3 separate regions of the Homo sapiens genome follow, and regions 1 and 2 are each linked to region 3. The links are chromatin contacts, found by Hi-C or POLR2A ChIA-PET in ENCODE. All regions are on one chromosome and are shown on one strand. Each heading gives the region's core, a stretch centred on a gene start or an enhancer-like site at or near the end of the contact. The rest is flanking DNA. Distances are from core to core; before and after follow the strand shown.

Region 1 (4,243 bases), core at 1,412-3,911, 400 kb before region 3:
TTGTTAAATACTGAAACAGGAAAGATTCCCTTGTCCGACTAGCAGGGTATACGACAGGGGAGTGGCTGGCGTCTTCAGCGCCCCGCTGCTCAAATCTCTAGGGGACCACACAGACGGGCAGGCTGTGGGGCTCCGACCCCACGGCCTGTGTCTAGGGGTGAATGTTTACAGCTCCTGAAGCCCCAGTGGGAGTATGTTGCAGGGTGCTCTTTTAGTTTGCCGTCCACAGGCAGCTTGTGTTAGGTCAATTAGACCCTCTACCTTGTCGCAAGGACAGAGGAATTTCTGTATCCTGAGGTTTCTAGCCTTAGTGGACTGGAAGAATCGGATCACACGTGGGCTTGAAGAATGGAGTGAGTGCACAGGTTTTATCGGGGAGTTCTCAGCAGATGGGGGAGCCAGAAGGGAGATGGTTTTCCCCTGGAGTCCGCCACCGGCCCTGGCTCTCCTCAGACTGCCCCGGCAAACTCCACGTCGTTCTGCTGGTCAGTGGCCTATCGGCACGCCAGAGCTGGGGCCAGTGCGTTCCTCCGCCGCGATGTGCTCTTTTGGACCTCCAGCTGCTTCTGTCTCTGTCTTGCTAGGGTCTCGGGTGTTTATAGGCCCAGGATGGGGGCGTGGCAGGTCAGTGTGGTCTTGGAAAATGCAACATTTGGGCGCGAAGGCAGAAGTGCCTGTCCTCACCTAGGTCTGTGGGGGTGGAGCCCTAGCCAGGGGCCACGCCCTTCCTCTACCCAGCACTTCTCTTCCCCCACTTCCCTGTCATTTATAGCGACCACACTCTTCTCTTCCCAGCACTTCCGTATCAATATTACTTAAAGCTAGCTTTGAAAATTAGTTGTTTGTTCCTAGAAAGGGTGAAGGACACCAGCTCAGAAGTATTCCTGTTGAGGACATGTGAGATGTCGATGTCAGTTAATCTGTTCCACTGACCCTCAGATAGCCAGACAATTATCAGAAAATTCTTCCTTTTCACTGGTAGTAGGAAAAACACTTCCATGAACACAACTCTCTTCTTATAAAATCAGATGATTATTTGGATATGCTTAGTATCTTTTAAAACCATAGGTTAATATACAGCATAGAAGAAAAGCAATTTAAGAAAAGGGGGGCTCTGAAACTCCAAAGCCCTTAAGACCTTCTTGAAATCCATGGAAGAAAACAAAGGTGATGTTGAATGTATTTCATATTTGGAAATCAAATAATAAGTAAGGGTTCCCACTAAGGTCTGCTATATTGATAATCACTTAGACTTTTTGTGAGCTAAATCTTCTGTGGTTGCTACAGCAAACATTTATTGAATACCTTCTAAGTATGAGACTCAGTACTAGGATGTTTTAAAGATTATACAATTCTTATTTAAGATGTGATATATAGTGATTAAATCTCATTCACAAAAGTAGGGTTTTAGTTGTGCTTGAGCTTATATGTAAAGGTATGTACATATACATGTATGCGGTTTGTTCTTCCTATTTGCAAATGCCCATATTGGGAGAAAATGCCAGTGCCAGTCAAAGCCAACTGAATTGTTGTGCATTGACACATACTGAGAAAAAAAGGGCACAGCAACAAAAATGTTCTAGTCCCAATCAAGCGATAAACAAAATAAACAAAAGATATTCAAATCAACTTTAAAGAACCTGTTTTTGCTGAGTTTTGGAAGAAACATTAAGACAGTGGCTCAAGTTCCCACTTGAACATGAGTGTTTGTTGTTATTTTTAATGCTAGTTTTAAGGTTGAATTCATTAATGTCATGGTTTTGAATAACTTGAATTTTATTTACCTCTGGGCAGGTGAGCCTCCCTACAAATGACCATGATGTAGAAAACACTTGCACACATAGACATATGTGTCACATGGATGTATAGTACACTTCTTAGGTCAAGTTTTTTTTTTTTTTTTTGAGACGGAGTCTTGCTCTGTCACCAGGCTGGAGTGCAGTGGCACAATCTTGACTCACTGCAACCTCTGCCTCCCAGGTTCAAGCGATTCTCCTGCCTCAGCCTCCCGAGTAGCTGGGACTGTAGGTGTGTGCCACCACACCTGTCTAATTTTTGTATTTTTGGTAGAGACAGGGTTTCACCATGTCGGCCAGGATGGTCTCAATCTCTTGACCTCATGATCTGCCTGCCTCAGCCTCCCAAAGTACTGGGATTACAGGCATGAGCCACTGCGCCCAGCCAAGATTTTTTCAGTTCGCATGAGAGGGAGGCCTTTGGGGAGACAGGTGGATACTGAGCTCTTCTTGGTAACAGGAAAGCCATTAGAATAGGAAGCAGTGAATCAGGTGAAGAATCAGAGTGAGGAAGGAGCCAGTGAAGCTGCAGTGGGTCAGAAGCATAGTCACAGGGAGGTTGGGCGTTATCTCAGTGCATTTGCTATAAAGGAACACCTGAGGAATGGGTCATTTATAAAGAAAAGAGGCTTAGTTGGCTCACAGTTCTGCAGGCTGTACAAAAAGCAAGGTGGCAACATCTGCTTCTGGTGAGGGCTGCAGGGAGCTTCCATTCACAACAGAAGATGAAGGAGAGCAGGCATCACTTAGCAAGAGGAAGGGAGCAAGAGAGAGAGGGGAGAGGTACCAGGCCCTTTCAAACAACCAACTCTCAGGTAAGCAAATAGAGCAAAAACTCCTGCATTACCACAAGTGGATACCAAGCCATTCATGAGGGATCCGCCCCCGTGACCCAAACACCTCTCACCAGGCCCCACCTCCAACAAGGGATCAAATTTCAACACGAGATTTGGAGGAGACAAATATTCAAAGTAATCAGGAACTCTGGCAGAACTTCAAATGCCGAGAGTGGAATTTTGAGGTTAAAATTAATGGCCATGATAGTTACTAGAAGCTTTTGAAATATGAGTGGGTTTAATTATTTGACTGAGTTGATGTCAATAGCCTGAGATAGTAACAATGATGATTGTGTGCTGTTGCTGTTCTTCAGCCCTTCGCACTAAGGAAAGTTCTTCGAAGCCCACAGCCAGCTTGCAGGTGGAGAGGGCAGATAAAAAGAAAATGGTCATGAACATAAGCATGATTCTGCCGTTTTCTATGGCTCTGGACAGACCAGTTGCCTGAGATACCTCCAAAATTCATTTAGAAAGATGTGACAAGAAGGTTTCAGTGTTAGAACGTTGACGTCTAAGTTATTTATGGCAGAGTCCCAGCTGCCGCCAGAATTCCCCTTCTTAAAATAACCAACAGGTGGGTGACCTGGTCTTGAAGAACATTGTATCAGAGTATGCATGGGATACAATACTGCCTTCTTTCTTTTCTTGCTTAGGTAGTACTACCTTTAGCTAGTAATAAGACCCCTTGAATTTTGGAATTCAGGTATCAGAAAAAAGCTGCTAGCTCAGTGCCTTTTATATACACATAGGTATTTAATACATGTTTTTGCTTATCGATTGGTAAAAACTCCTAAAGATAGGTGCATGCTTGTGTGTGTGTAATGATTTTTAGAGATTATGGGTTTGGAACTGTCTTTGTTCTATTTAGATCAATATGATCATCCATTTATCTTGCTCTTCTTGTTTTTTATTGACTTTTTTCCTGTAATGTATGTACCAAAAGTATTTGCTGTTGCATCTTCTTAAGAGAATGCAAACATGACCGTGTTTCCTTTCTCTCAGAAAAAATGACAATTCATTTTCCAGAAATCATTTAAATTAAAATTGATGTTCTTTGGACATTAAAAAAAGGGGTGGGGCAGCATGAATTTTTTTCTTCTTGTAGTTTGACTGCTCACTGGCAAGAGGAGAAAGCCAGTCCTGAAGCCTGGGGTTGCTAGACTGGCCACCTTTCCCTCCTGTCTTTCAGCATGCCCTTTTAAGAGCAGGAAACATGAAAGGGTTTGGCTCAGACCCCAATTCCACTAAAGGCGTTATCCAATTGGCACTGAGGTCTGTCTCTGGCCTTGGTGGCTTCCCTGATGGCTGTAGCATTTGTTCCACAGCAATGACATTCAAATCCCGAGAGATGCATGAAAACACAAAAATAATGTGTGGTGAGGAAACAAGTCTCCTAACTGGTTCTTCAACAATCCTCCTTTGTGTCAAACCCAGATTGCATTTGGTTGGATGCAGGGACAATGCTAGGCCATGAAGAAAACAGAGATCAAAGGAGATGGGATTTCCAGAGGCTAGGAACAGAGGCCCTCCAAGCAAGAGAGGCACTCACAAAGTCAGTGAAGCTGTGGTGGTAATCTTGGTTGTAGGTGAGGAACCAGAACAGACCCCAAG
Region 2 (4,202 bases), core at 1,130-3,629, 500 kb before region 3:
CATGCCCCGCTTCCATCTGGAGATCTGCAGTCCATCCATATTGAACCCCTTTGTTTCTTGAGTGAACTGAGCGCTGCAGTTTCTTGGCTTTCACACCTGCTGTTGTCTTCACTGGGTACACCTCTGACCTTTTTGTTTCCTGGAACCTACTTCTCTTTGCCCTGTGTCTGGCTGAATCTTACTCACGCTTCAAATCTCAGCTTAAAAGTCTATTTCTCTAGAAAAGATTTCCTGAAGCTCTCTCCCCCAACCCTGATTCGGGTAAATGCTTACGCCAGGTGCTTCCTCCACCCTGGAACTTACCTTTGTTACTTATTTGATTGTTTTTCTCACTAGCTTGAAAGCTCTGCAGGGGCAGGGACTGTCTCTGTCAGGCACATTTATTTGCCAAGTGCCCAAAATGCAGCAGGTTCTTTGAATTTTGAAATGAATGGCTGTGTTGGGTGGCTCTGTAGGACACTGCTATGGACGGCTCTCAGTCGCCTGACTCACCAAGACCACCACAGGCTCTGGAAATTTGGAAATGTACCCAGTGGCCTTTCAAGTTTTGGTTAATCTCACTTTACTAATACTTTGAAGAGGCCAATGACGTTGCCCCTCAGTTCAAAGAGCAATTTCACATCTTTCTTGAGCCATCTGCTACGTGAACCTCTGTGAGTTGGACTGGGTGGGCACCAAATGGCAGCCAAAAATTAATCTTTTAGGGTCTCCTTATCCTAAATCTTAGAGCATTATAATGGCTGTCAAGAAATTCATAACTTCTGCGTCTTATCAGTAGAGAAATACCGACGTCTGTGGGTGGCAGATAAACAGATAACGGAGTTTTGTGGGCTTTGGGCATATAATTCTTTCTTTCGGTGTTAACCCTCAGGTCACGTCTTTCCAGCCCAGGAGAATAAATCAAACAGAAAGAGTCAGGAGAAACTGCAAGGCTAGAGTGTTAGTCAAATAGTTTACCTAGATGTTGAGGTGTCGGCAGTGATGAGAGTCATTGGGGTGGCAACCTCATCACGGCATTTAGAGCTGTTGCCCAACCCCTCCCTGAGACACCCCCTTCCAGTTTGAAGCCTCTCTGCCTTCAGGGCCCATGGTTTTCTAACTTCCTGCCCTTCTACTACCTGGTAATTCCTTGCTACCTTTGCTGCTCCTTCCCCCTCCTGTCCCTGAGAGGAGGGCCTTTCCCTGGTGTTTGCTTCTTACTTATCTTCCCTCTCTCCTCTCTCTCTTTCCAGCAATCTTGTCACTCCACGAGGGTTCAACTAGCTGCATCTCCTCAGCCCCATCTTTCTTGAGACTGCAGGGTCTGAATTTCTGAATGGAAATTCCTCCAGGCAGGTGATTCTCAATCTTGTCTCAAAATTAGAATTGACTTGAGGGCCTTAAAAATTCCAATGCTGAGGGCATATCCTGAACCAATTAAACCAGAGTATTTTTGAAATGAGACCTAGATATGGGATATTAAACTGACTGTTTTACTTATACCCAAGACGATTACTTTCACAATTCATTTTCATCTATCAATGGAATCACCATTTTTCTTGTCTACTAACTTAAAATTTTTAGAATTATCCTAATTTTTCCTTTTCATTTGTGTGGTACATGTCAATCAATCCATAAAACCTATTCTGTTGTTTCAACAATGTGTCTCAGGCATGTCTCTCATTTCTGATTCTACAGTTTTACTCTCTTCATGCCGTTATTATTTCTGATTTCTGTTACAGGCATTTTGGTTGAATAAGAACTAAGGTTTGAACAGGAAAGATGAGAAGAGCAGGAGATGAGATACCCTCTCCTCTCCTAGTCCTCCACCTCCATCCCTCTTCAGTTTGGATCCTGGCTGGGCTGGACCCCGCATGTTGACAACAAGGATGTGTTGTGTGGCATCTTTTTAATTAATTTTCATATATGAATTTACAGGTAGGGTAAGGATTTCTTCTGTGGAAAATGGTGCTGAGATTCCAATCCCTGCTGAGTTGAGGTTATAAAGCTATGGTTGACCTGGATGATCTCAGTTGAAGGTCATATTTTGGAAACGGTAACAGTGGCTCTGGTAGGGAGTTCACAACATGGTTGGTTCTGAGCAGGACCAACCATGTGTTAGGGAAAATATTTATTCAATAGAAAAATGAATAAAAACCAGAAAGAGAAGAAGAGAATTGCTGATTCTGGAAATGGCAAGGTGGCTGGTCCTGGAACTCAGCTTAGTCCACCCCTTGGCAGTTTTTAATGTATTCTCAGGGTAAGATGTGTACATGTATTTGTAAATGAGGCATGAATTTAAAGAACTGTTACTTCTGGGAACCCAGGAAGCTTTGCTGAGGGATCTTACCCTGGAGAGCACAGTATAAAAGAAAGTAATTCTCTCTCTTGCCTCATAGCAACTACTTTGGGGAAGGGACTTTACAAACATCTGCCCCAAGGCTGGGTGACAGCTGCATATCTGTGCAGTGTTTGTACGGGGCATGCAATACTTTACACACTAGCAGGGACACCTGCAGCATCAGTAGGTTTCTGGTCTACCAAGAGCAGTGTGATGATGCACTCCAGGCCAGCTGGGGTGGTTGCTGTGGCGAGTAACATTGTTAATTCTACCAACACAGGGGGCTGATGGGTAAATGACACTGTTGGCATCAGCAGTGGGCATGGTGTGCTAACCCTTAACACTGTGCCAGGTGGGGATGTTGGACCCAGTGGGGATTACAGTTTTGCTATCTGTGTGTAAGAACAATGCTCAGAACAGTGTGCAGCATGGGTTGTGCAGTGCACGACAGGGGCATGTGTGAGCACTCAGCAGATTATTGGAACTCCTTGGAAAACTGGACCAAGACCTCCAAGGCAGAAGGGTGCTTGGGGATATCACTGGAACTGTGAAATAACCATACATAAAAACTAAGACATTGTGATCAAAGTACATAATGTGCTGGCTAGTTTTTATTTTTATATTGGTTTATATTTTATTTTGTTTCCCATCTCTTGTCACTCCAACTTATTTGAAGCACTATTGTCAAGAATGACATTTTAAAGCATAATTTGCTGGCCAAGTTACAAATACTGCTCACCCTTGCTTCCACTCCAAACAAACAAACAAACAACAGCAACAACAAATGCTCCCATTTTCTATACTATGTCCAACATCCTCTAGTCTGCCATCTGCAAGCCTTCATGAGTGGGTAGTTCCAGGGATATTTCTCATTAGTCTCTTTCACAAACAGGTCCAGCAAAGAGAATTACTGACCCTTGCTCTCACGCTTTCTGCACTCTCCTGGCCTTGGGACTGTGCTCCTTTTGTTTACCTTCTCTCATTTTTTCTAGCTCCAATCCTGCCGGTCCTTCAGGGCTCAGATCCAATGCATGCCTTCCACAGTGCCCTTCCCACACCGCTCAGCTGGATGCAAACTCTTCCTTTTCTGTGGCTCCTTGTGTTTTTTTTATGAGGTTTTACCACTTTCCATCTTCTGCACTTATAATTTGTATGCATGGGTCATCTCCACTTATTAAGGATAAACCCCCTGCAGGCTGAAGCTTGGCCTGATATAACATTGCTTTTCTGGGCAGGACCAACCATGTGTTAGGGAAAATATTTATTCAATAAAAGAAAGAATAAAAACCAGCAGAAGGAACATTTCTATTTTTTTGCTCCTCACCACTGCCTCAGGGAGAACTAGGTGAGGTGTTTTGGGGTAGGAGAGAAGGGAGAAATAAGTGAGCTACCATATTTAAAGGTGACTAATGCTTTCCAAAGGAAATGAAAGCTTTGCAGTCATTACTATTTTGCAAAGCTTTATTTTCCCACTTAGGGGAGAGCTCTTCAATTTTGCAATCTGAAAAATAACTAAAAGCAACCACCACATGTAAGGCGGTCCCCACGGTCTCAGGAACTATTTTTAGGTCATTTGAACATGGTTTCGGCGGTGAAATGCTTCTCCAGCTCAGCTTCAGTGCCGTTTTCCTGACTCATGTTCGTTTCTCACGCTCCCTCTGGCCCGAGCCCATGCTCTTTACCTCATTCGTGTTATGCCATTTCCCCATTTGACTGTCCAAACTGGCACATCTGACAGTGGGCCCATAGCCACTTCCCTAAAACGTCTCCATGGGTGTCTGCAGTTTGTAGAACTTCATGGCCATCTGTGGCTGTGAGGAGCCAGGGGCCCTGGAAACTGCGTAAGGGTGGGGTTGGCAGGCACCAAAGAGTCTGAGCTCCT
Region 3 (3,782 bases), core at 958-3,457:
TTTATATGGTAACACGATCATAGTCTCTACCAATACATATATCTGATTAGATCACCATATGGGAAGTCTGTTCATATTTTTAGTTATTGGGTTTTTTTTTCACCAAGCAATAAAATGTCCAGTATCAAATAAATAAGGGTCATATGATTCCCAGATGACATGACCAGGGTACTCATAAAATTCAGAGAAGCTGAGTCAGATCATTTCAAGAGGACAAATGCAGCGCTCCCCCAAATTCAGTAACTTGTGGAATGTAGCAATCTTGTATTTTCTCTGAGCCAAGCAGCCTGATGCTGTCAAACTCATCTTTCATTTCCTCTGCCTTACCGCAGTGTTAGTGGTTTCGTTATTAGAAGGAAAAAAATGCATAAATGTCTTAGTTAAGATGAAATTGCATCTATTAAAATAAAGTTGATCCTAAATGATTCTTTCACTCAAAGTATTAATAGACTAAAGGAAAATGTTGCAAACTATGAATTAGTGGTATAGTTTATGAACGGTAGCTGTTGTGATTCATGCATATACCTTTTGGTTACCTTATAATGAAAGGTTGTTGGGTACAGCCTTCACATCAATGAGAAAATCAACAAAATGTTCTTGAAAAGACGACTGGCAAACTTTCTTTTATTTTTCTGTTCTCATTAGTAGAAAGAGGGACAGGTCACTTTCAGAAGGATTAAAAGGTCAAAAAATTTGGTGAAGGGATGTCTACACAAGCCTTTAGAAAGCTGTTATCAGAGGATCAGCTAGAAAACAATCTTAGAGCTAATCCTTTGGCTGGATCCAAAGAAAACCCAGCAGATTTAAGTTTTCTCTTTTTTCTCTTTGTTTTCCTTTACAGGGGTATTTCCCACAAAAGCCTTTCAGTTGCCTTCATCCAAAGTTATAGGTCCTGAGTCCTTTTCAGCTCTTTTATTCTGTCTCCAAGCCTAGCCCTTCCTAGCTCTGTCCTCCTACCTTTTCCTGATCTTTTCCATTTTGCTTGTTTTCATCAGGGGTTCCCCCTAAATCCCTCTTAGCATCCCCTAAAGCCTAAATGTTCATGGATGGAGAACTTCTTCTGAGGGAAAAACAAGACTGATTCACAGAATTCTAGCATTAAAGAGGACTGTAGAAATTATCTAGTCTACCCGCCTTCTTCCTCCACCATTTTACAGGTAAACAGAATTCACGAAATTGCCCAAGGTCATGTCCAGGTAGCGACTGCACCAGGACCAAAGCTCTGTCAATAATAACTGCAAATTGGTTGCAAAGTCCTTTGGACAATTCAAGCTGCTCTACCTACCTAAGGCACTATGATTATTATTATTATAATACAGATGTTATTATACAGAGCCGACCGCATGGGCAAGATTGCTGCTGATGATGTGTGTGATGCCAACTCACCAAGACCCAGTGGCATCACGCTGGCATGTTGAAAATAAAAAGGGGTGACATCTGCTTTACATACAGAGCCTCATGACCTGTACTCATAGCTGGAGGCATCAGTCATTGCACTACGAGAGGAAGTGGGCTTTGAAATACCTTGGGGTTGATGTCCCAAGAACACCCTTCTTCCGCTCCTCCTCCCTGTACTCCTTGAACTGCTGCTCATGGGAGCCTGAGTAATACAGAAATTGGAGGACAACCACACAGCACAAGTGTAGGTTTGACAGGAGTTTACATAATGCTGTAGGAAAAGAAACCAAATAAAGGCTTCAGCTTTGCTGAGGCTCTCCCCATCCCCCTCACATGCCAAATGCTCCTTGTGTGGCTCACACTCCTTGGTCTTCAGTCAGAGAGGCCAGGAGCCCACCTATACATCTGTATCAGGGTTAGGAAGTTGGCTCTTGTTAACAATGTTGAATGCACTTTGCTATTCACTACTTTTGTGGTTAGAAAAGCCTCCTGATATCAAACTTTAGAATCAAGCACCACCTTGTGGTCTGATGCATTTATTAAACTGGCACAATTTGAGAGCTGAAACTGGAAATGCTCCCTCAGCTGGTAGTAGAGAGCCAGGATCTGAAAACTGACTCCCAGGTGGCTGCCTGGAAGCAAGAACCCCCAAGGTGTCTTTCTGCTGCTTCTCTGGGTTCTCAGACCAGTTAACAATGACATCCCCTTTCATGGGGTGAATCCCATGTTCCTGACACTAACACATTATGCTAGATATGTATAGTAAGTAGCCAACTTAATCCTTTCAAAACCACAGGGAAGTGTTTCTTATTACTTCAACTTTTAAGTGAGGAAACGGAGGCGGAGGTCACTTAGTGGTCCAGTCACAGACAAATGGCTGGGCTTGGATTGACTTGGAAGTCAAGTCTTTCTGAAGCAAAAGTCTCTGCTGTTAAACACTGCTCTGCTGACCTCTAAGGCCAAGACCAAGACCAGGGTCCACTTCAGGCTCTTTTGGGGCATTTTGGCTCTTGGCTGCAAACCCAACCAGAACTGCCAGAATCCTACCTGGAACTCACTCAAGGTGCTAGAATTAACCTGTTCTCCAAGGTTACATTGATCAGGAAGGTTTGCATTCAGAGATGGGGACTTCATTGGTGTCCATGGACCTACTGAGATAGCCAGAGTTTAGGAGAAAGTTTGGCTTTTGAGGATGGGCCAGACAGCAAGTGACCAGACTCTAGATCATTCATGAAGAAACAAAACCAGAAAGAGATATTTGACAAACATTCACTTGGACAATTACAGTGCTTCCTGAACTGAAATTCAGTTATTCTTTAAAAGGATGATTTTATCATATTCATTGTTTGAAGGGGAGGATTGGAGTATCTGCTTGGCAAGTGAGTAGTAGTAATGTGGGCCAAGTCATGTTAGAAGGGAGATCTCGCCCCTGGTCTTGTTCCAGTGATACCATAAGTGTTCTTGGGTAAGTCACTTCTTTGTCTCTGGGTCTCCATTTTCTCATTCGTAGAATAGGGGTTGGACTTCACTAAGAGGTAGATGGTTCTAAAGTACAGCGCAATTGTATGGAAAATGTGAGGCAGGAACCTCAGCTTTCTCCGTTTCCTTAGAAAGTCTGTCCTGCTCAGGCTTCCTTCCTATTCTCCACTGAATCTGCTGCTAATTTTGGTAACATGGTGACTTCCACATAGCAATGTTTACTAACATGTCTAAGGACAATGATTATCGGGAATATATGCTTCTCTGTTTTTCCAAAGTAGATAAATCCATATAGTTCATAACTCCCTGACTCTCCATACACCAAAAAGAAATACAAAAAGTACCATGAAAAGAGGAAGCACTGCCATGAACGGTCTCCCCTTGAATGGCTAGTATGTAATGCCAAGACAGTGCCTGTTCATTTCAAAGCCTCTCCCATTCTAGTTCCTTCCTGTGCTCTCACTCCGAATTTCTTACTTGAGATCGCTATTGGTTGAGCCATTCTTTTAACAGATAATCTGTACTACAGTAGACTCTAAAACAGAGCTGTCCAACAGAACTTTCCGCAATGTAGAAAATGTTACTTGTGCTCTGCAGTGGCCATAGGTGACTATTGAGCATTTGAAATGTGGCCAGTAAGACTGGACCAAGTGTTTACTTTTATTTAATTTTCATTAATTTAAATTTAAATAGCCACAAGTGACTGGTGTCTACCATATTGGACAGTGCAGCTCTGCAATATTGCCATCACATAGGCCTTTGTTGCAGACATTCTGATTTCTCTGAGACACAAAGCGTACATCATAACAGGGCTATCCTGAATACTGGCTTTACAAGCAGACTTTCAAAAGATTGTTTCTCCATGTTTTTCTTGTATACAAGATTTCATAACAATAATGGTATGT

The links. A loop is a pair of places that touch in the nucleus more often than their neighbours do. ChIA-PET counts read pairs that join two places held with the same protein, here RNA polymerase II (POLR2A). Pooled maps may share reads with other maps.
Region 1: a pooled map shows a loop between it and region 3 (5-fold over the local background). The contact joins two enhancer-like sites. A Hi-C loop is called at or near these places in 17 of 168 maps with a recorded cell type or tissue (B cell, CD4-positive, alpha-beta T cell, CD4-positive, alpha-beta memory T cell and 7 more), 9 of 37 single-sample maps with no recorded cell type and 23 of 50 pooled maps.
Region 2: a pooled map shows a loop between it and region 3 (8-fold over the local background). The contact joins two enhancer-like sites. A Hi-C loop is called at or near these places in 1 of 168 maps with a recorded cell type or tissue (naive thymus-derived CD4-positive, alpha-beta T cell), 2 of 37 single-sample maps with no recorded cell type and 9 of 50 pooled maps. POLR2A ChIA-PET finds 5 or more read pairs at or near these places in 3 of 52 experiments (CD4-positive, alpha-beta memory T cell, activated T-cell and activated naive CD4-positive, alpha-beta T cell).

Annotation. Positions count from the first base shown.
Region 1 is chr6:11,831,315-11,835,557 of GRCh38, forward strand. No RefSeq gene overlaps it. Among named protein-coding and RNA genes, the nearest start is that of ADTRP, 55 kb to the left of the region's middle. RefSeq lists silencers at 2,518-2,747, 2,595-2,785 and an enhancer at 3,008-3,307. Within about 2 kb of position 2,662, at least 3 of the 41 ENCODE cell types and tissues checked have a DNase peak (open chromatin) inside an H3K27ac peak, as active enhancers do.
Region 2 is chr6:11,728,337-11,732,538 of GRCh38, forward strand. The region is part of intron 4 of ADTRP (androgen dependent TFPI regulating protein); the gene reads right to left. LOC124901258 (a long non-coding RNA gene) reads left to right here. Exons shown (of 2, transcript XR_007059452.1): 2 at 1,722-2,911. Among named protein-coding and RNA genes, the nearest start is that of ADTRP, 48 kb to the right of the region's middle. RefSeq lists enhancers at 1,198-1,367, 3,752-4,051 and a cis regulatory region at 1,283. Within about 2 kb of position 2,380, at least 3 of the 41 ENCODE cell types and tissues checked have a DNase peak (open chromatin) inside an H3K27ac peak, as active enhancers do.
Region 3 is chr6:12,232,269-12,236,050 of GRCh38, forward strand. It overlaps a transcript of EDN1 not described here. Among named protein-coding and RNA genes, the nearest start is that of EDN1, 56 kb to the right of the region's middle. Within about 2 kb of position 2,208, at least 3 of the 41 ENCODE cell types and tissues checked have a DNase peak (open chromatin) inside an H3K27ac peak, as active enhancers do.